Linked DNA regions of Homo sapiens: region 2 is linked to region 1. Evidence: chromatin loops called from intact Hi-C (ENCODE). Cell type or tissue: MCF 10A. All regions are shown on one strand. Each heading gives the region's core, and the rest is flanking DNA. Links, peaks and the distances in the headings are about the cores only. Region 1 overlaps HEATR5A (HEAT repeat containing 5A). Region 2 has its middle 22 kb from the start of HECTD1.

The links. Peaks named below come from ENCODE experiments on the same cell type or tissue, not always from the same donor. Only the 100,000 strongest peaks of a DNase experiment are listed, where the experiment ranks them.
Region 2: a loop joins it to region 1, with 6 times the contacts of the local background. A loop is called at or near these places in 2 of 110 quality-filtered maps.

Annotation. Positions count from the first base shown.
Region 1 is chr14:31,335,692-31,338,622 of GRCh38, forward strand. HEATR5A (HEAT repeat containing 5A) reads right to left here. Exons shown (of 36, transcript NM_015473.4): 22 at 1,785-1,923. Among named protein-coding and RNA genes, the nearest start is that of HEATR5A, 83 kb to the right of the region's middle. In MCF 10A, for the core only: no CTCF peak of the experiment used is centred there; a DNase peak (open chromatin) is centred at 1,170.
Region 2 is chr14:31,228,276-31,231,206 of GRCh38, forward strand. No RefSeq gene overlaps it. Among named protein-coding and RNA genes, the nearest start is that of HECTD1, 22 kb to the left of the region's middle. In MCF 10A, for the core only: no CTCF peak of the experiment used is centred there; a DNase peak (open chromatin) is centred at 1,626.

The DNA.
Region 1 (2,931 bases), core at 206-2,705:
TGCCCAGGCTGGAGTGCAGTGGTGCAATTTCGGCCCACTACAACCTCCCCCTCCTGGGTTCAACTGATTCTTGTGCCTCAGCCTCTCAAGTAGCTGGGACTACAGGCGCATGCCACCACACAGATCTAATTTTTTATATTTTTAGTAGAGACGGGGTTTCGCTATGTTGGCCAGGCTGGTCTCGAACTCCTGACCTCCGGTGATCTGCCCACCTCGGCCTCCCGAAGTACTGGGATTACAAGCGTGAGCCACTGTGACCAGCCAGGGTGTAAGATAATTACCTTTTTTTTTTTTTGGAGTCAGTGTTTTGATCTGTAACCCATGCTGCAGTTATTATGCAGTGCATAATAACTCACAGCAACCTCAAACTCCTGGGCTCAAGCAATTCTCTTCTCTCAGCCTCCTGATTAATTAGTAGCTGGGACTACAGATGTGTACCATGACACCTGGCTAATTTTAAAATTTTTTGTAGAGATGGGGTCATGCCATATTGCGCAGGGGGTTATTTTTATATATACATACATACATATATATATATATATATATATATATATATATATATATATATATATAATTTTTAAAAATAGAGATGAGGTCTCACTATGTTGACCAGGCTGATCTTGAACTCCTGGCCTCAGGCCATCCTCCCATCTTGGCCTCCCAAAGTGCTGAGATTACAAGCATGAGCTAGTGTGTCTGGCCCCCAGGGCTGTTTTTGAACTCCTGACCTAAAACAGTCCTCTCGCCTTAGCCTCACAAAGTGCTTAAGATTACAGGTGTGAGCCACCATACCTGGCCTATTATTACTATTTTTGTAGGCTAATAGTTTCTTTGAATTCATATGCAAATTCAGGTTATTCATATCATAGTTTTAAAATGAAGTGATATACACTTAAATCTTACTGGCTAAGAAATCCTTTAATTCAGCTCTAAAATGTAAAAGAAGGGGCATTAAAAACTCTTTAACTTGTAGCAGACGTATCTATAATAAATTTTATGAAAGTGAGATTCTGCGGCAAACAGAGGCAGGTGTGATAAATTATTTAAGGGCTAATCCCATTTCATTTGACTGCGGTGAAAAAACTTGCTCTAGATCAGTGGCTCTCAAACTTTAGTACAGTCATGCATGGCGTAATAGGATTATGTTCTGAAGAATGTGTTGTTAGGCAATTTCATTGTCATGTGAACATCATAGAGTGTACTTACCCAAACCTAGATGGTATAGATTACACACACAGGCTATATGGCATAGCCTATTACTCATAGGCTACAAACCCATAGAACAAGTTACTGTACTGGATACTATAGGCAATTATAACACAATGGTAAACATTTGTGTATCAAAACATAGAAAAAGTACAGTGAAGATATGGTATTATAATCTTATGGGACCACTGTTGTATGTGCAGTCTGTTGTTGACCAAAATGCCATTATGTGGCACACAGCTGTACTAACATAGGGACTGTAAAAATACAGATTTAAAAATACAGATTGCCAGGTAATACTCCCAGATTTCTGGTTCAGTAGGTCTGGGATGGGTCCCAATAATCTGCATTTCTAACAAGTTCCCAGGTAAGGTATACACTGCTGGTTTGAAAACCAGTTTGAGAACCACCACTCTAAATCAGTAACATCACTGGTTGGAATAACTGTTAGCAATTCTTTCTTGTAGCAGGTTTAAGACATATTAACTTTTAAACTGTTTCAAAACTCATGTATATATGGAAAATTTAAAATAAAAATAATCATTTGAGCTGGACATAATCTTGATCAAGAGAATTACCTGGAGTCAACTCTTCTCTGCTATCCTTAGCAAGCATAACAGCATGTTCTGAAACTTCAGCTGCTTCTCTTTGTACAAGCTGACGTAAGCAAGCCAGTACTGCTCTTCTCAGTAACAAGTAGGGGCTACAAAGATTCACCTGAAAAATACCATTTGAGGAACGACAGAGCTAAAATTCTTGTTGGCACTCAGTGAGTCTAATAGATATTCACTGGACCCCTTCCTGATTCTGTCCAGCCCATCAGTGGGCTGGACACAATTTATAAATACATAGGAACTTCTTGAAACCATTCTAGAATATATTTCTGATTCTGTAACTTAGAAACAGCTTAATAGGTAATATGTGTACTAGATTATGCACTACTCATAAATCTAACAAAAGTCTTTTGGCAGTGTCAGAAGGCAGAATTTATATGAGTAAATAGACTTTTAAGAGAAAAAAAGAACTACAATGGAAAGGATTTAGTTGCAGTTCATACATTTGTGTTCATGCAACTATATTATAATGTTTTATCATTCTCTAAGCAGAAATTTATACACATCCATATAGGCAATACAGCATATTGGTTAAAATGGAGGCTCCGGAGTCAAAATGTCTCAGTTTGAGTCCTAGATCCATCACTTACTAGCTGTGTGACTGTGGGCAAATTATTTAACTCCTCTAGAGTGCCTTAGTTTCCTCGTTTGTAACACTACTGCATCTCTCAGGGCTATTGTGACATTAACACAAAGCAACATGCAAAGTGCTTACCACAGTACCTGTCAAATAGTAAATGCTCAATAAATGTTAGTTATTATTAGTGTGGTCTTTTAACAATAATATTTTAATCAGACAACATACAAAGTAAATGCATTTTCAAATAAAGGCAGAAAACATTCACCAAAAATGCTCTCTAGAGACAAGCATTACAGAACACCAAATTTTATATATATATACATATTTATGTATTGATAGAATACATATATGTATACATCTTACAGATGCAATGTAAATCTCAATAGGTTGTATCTACCCATGGCAAATGATAAGACTGGTAATATACTTCAGTTACAAGTCAAAGGTTAATGGATAAAAATTCTTAGTGATTTCATATATGAAATAAAGTTGAGATTTTAAATTTTGTACTATGAAAGTAAAGATCAGTCT
Region 2 (2,931 bases), core at 189-2,688, 110 kb before region 1:
CCACTGCACTCCAGCCTGGGTGACAGAGCGAGACTCCCTCTCAATCAATCAATCAATAAATAGTATGTAACTCAATGATCTATACAGTCTATTTTACCCATTTTCCCTGGTCCCATTAAAAAAAAACAACCACCTGGTAAAATGAGGTTGAAAAAGATTTCTGTATACCTAGGTGCCAAAGGTGAAATTCTTCATCATAAACATTTAAGGATTGAATATTAGCAGGGCTATCAGTTACACTTAGAACACTAAAGTAGTTGTTGGTGATTCATTATAGGTGAGTTTTGGCCTTTTGCTCCTGTCCAAGTTGGAAACACCTTCCACACTCAGGTTTTGTTGGTTAATAAAGTTTTGACCACAGTAATTCCTGAATATTAATGAAAAGAGTGAGTCAAAGTAGTAAATGACCTGGTTAATATGTACTGGTATGATTCAAACTTACTATACAAAGATACTCATTCTAAGGAACTTACTTTGTCCTTCTCAATCTTGAGGAAAGTTAGCTATATTGAGTGTTCTGCAATCTCACTAACCATTGCATAATTTTCCTTATGATATCCTACTTTATCAAGGGGTGGTTAGCCTTTGCCTTACTCTCTTCCAGCTTTTTAAAAACACATTCTTTGTAACCAAATAAAAATGAAATCTGTTTTATTCTTCTTTCACACTCAAAACAAGCTTTTGATATTCTTGGAGTTTTTGTTTTGTTTAGCAAAATCAACCTATGTCCTTTCATTAATGGTCTGGAATCTTATTAGCAAACAAAATTTGCAGGTGGCTTTTATGTTACTGTTAGTATCACACTGTGTACAGAGGGGACATGGAAGACACTAAAAATAACTAATCTAACCTCAGTAAATGTACTGCACTATATGGGCTGAATATTCTCACAGACTTAAAGCTCTGAGTAAGATAGTATTCATTCCTAGAACAAATGATAATTGAAATCTTTATTCTCTTCTCTTTTAGGGTTCCCCACTTCCTCTTTCCCCCTAACCTGGGCATAGCTACAGGGTTTGTGTGTGTGTGTGTGTGTGTGTGTGTGTGTAAAGAAATGACTTGTAGTCTCAAAAAACTAAGCACAGAACCTTCTTTGCATAGTGATTTCTTCTATCATATACATTCTATATTGTCACATTCATGAAATTACAACAGAATTTGTAATAATACAGCAATGGCTGTTCTCCATTTGAACTATTTTAGTCACTGAAAAAAGTGTGGTGCCTCTGTCAAAGATTTACTTATATATTACCAATGGATTAATAGAAATATATTGAATGTTGATTAATTTGTTTCTTCTAGTTCTTTAATTCTAATATTAAGTTTATTTGAAGCTACAACCCATAAGTGTCCAGCTTTTCATTTCTTTCATAAATAAAGCTGGAAGTGATTATAAGTTCATATCCTCATTTGCTTCTGATTGATGCTTCCTTATAGGCTCTTTCTCCCCACCCCTCTGCTCCTCCCCAGTGTTACACAACACTACGGAGCCAGGAACACAATGTCAACTGTCAACGTCTTTCTAAAGGCAGTGGGTGATATTTACACACGTAAGCTGCTGGCACTAACAAGGTGACTGGAGTCAAATGTAAACCACGGGTTTATCATTCCCAGTCAAATATATTGTGCAATGGGGTAGCAATAGGCACTGTGTGAAAGGTTGCCTAACAAGCCGCCAGCCTTAGGATTAGTCAGCTCCTTGCTGTGAGATGTGTGTGAGCGAGATACTGGAGGTCTCTGGTGATAGAAAAGCACGCTGGCCAATGGCAAGAACCAAAAGGAGGGGAAACTCAATTTTTTGGCAAACAATTTGAATCTTAGCAAAAGACCTTTGTTCTCTGAGGTGCAGAGGCTGAGAGGTTACTGAGAAACATCCAAGAAAAGGACGTTCTCTGTGAAAACTTCCCCTCCTATACAAAACTTTATAAACTGGTACGATTTCTGGCCATTTAAATTTATAGTGAAATCAAAACATGTTTCTGGGGAAATCTTTTTTTTCTTTTCGTAATAAAAGTTGTAATTATTATTTTTTTAAGACAGAGCCTCGATCTGTCGCCCAGGCTGGAGTGCAGTGGCACTATCTCGGCTCACTGCCACCTCCACCTCCCAGGTTCAAGTGATTCTCCTGTCTCAGCCTTCTGAGTAGCTGGGATTACAGGTGTGCACCACCACGCCCAGCTAATTTTTTTTATTTTTAGTAGAGACGGGGTTTCACCATGTTGGCAGGCTGGTCTCGAACTCCTGACCTCAAGTGATCTACCCACCTTGACCTCCCAAAGTTCTGGGAATACAGGCGTGAGCAACCGTGTCTGGCCCAAAAATTTTAATTATTAAAAACAACATAAACAGACTATAGGAAATTAGAAAAACAAAGCAAGGAGAAAAACACTCATAATCCCTTTTGCTAAAACCCAACTATATCACAGTAGCATACATTCTTATTATCTGAACTGTTTTTCATGGTTGTAATCACATGGTTATTTTTGTCATGTGATCATTTTTGGTAACTTGTAAGATTATTTCTTTCTATAGGGTGCTACCTAACAATATTTTAAATAACTGAATAATATTCCATTCACCATATGGTTGAACTAACATTCACTTTATTCCAACAAATAGGCTATTTCCATTTTATGTTTTTATTATAAATAACACTGACATAAACATAACTTGAAATACAGCTTTTCTTACGAAAAATTGTTTTAATTTAAGGTGATTTATATTAAGTATAAAGCTTGCATAAAGCATATAAGAAAAGCTTAAAGAAAAATAATAAAATGGTGAAACCTCATCTCTACTATAAATACAAAAATTAGCCAGGCATTGTGGCACACACTTGTAGTCCCAGCTACTCGGAAGGCTGAAGCACGACAATGGCTTGAACCTGGGAGGCGGAGGTTGCAGTGAGCTGAGATTGCACCACTGCACTCC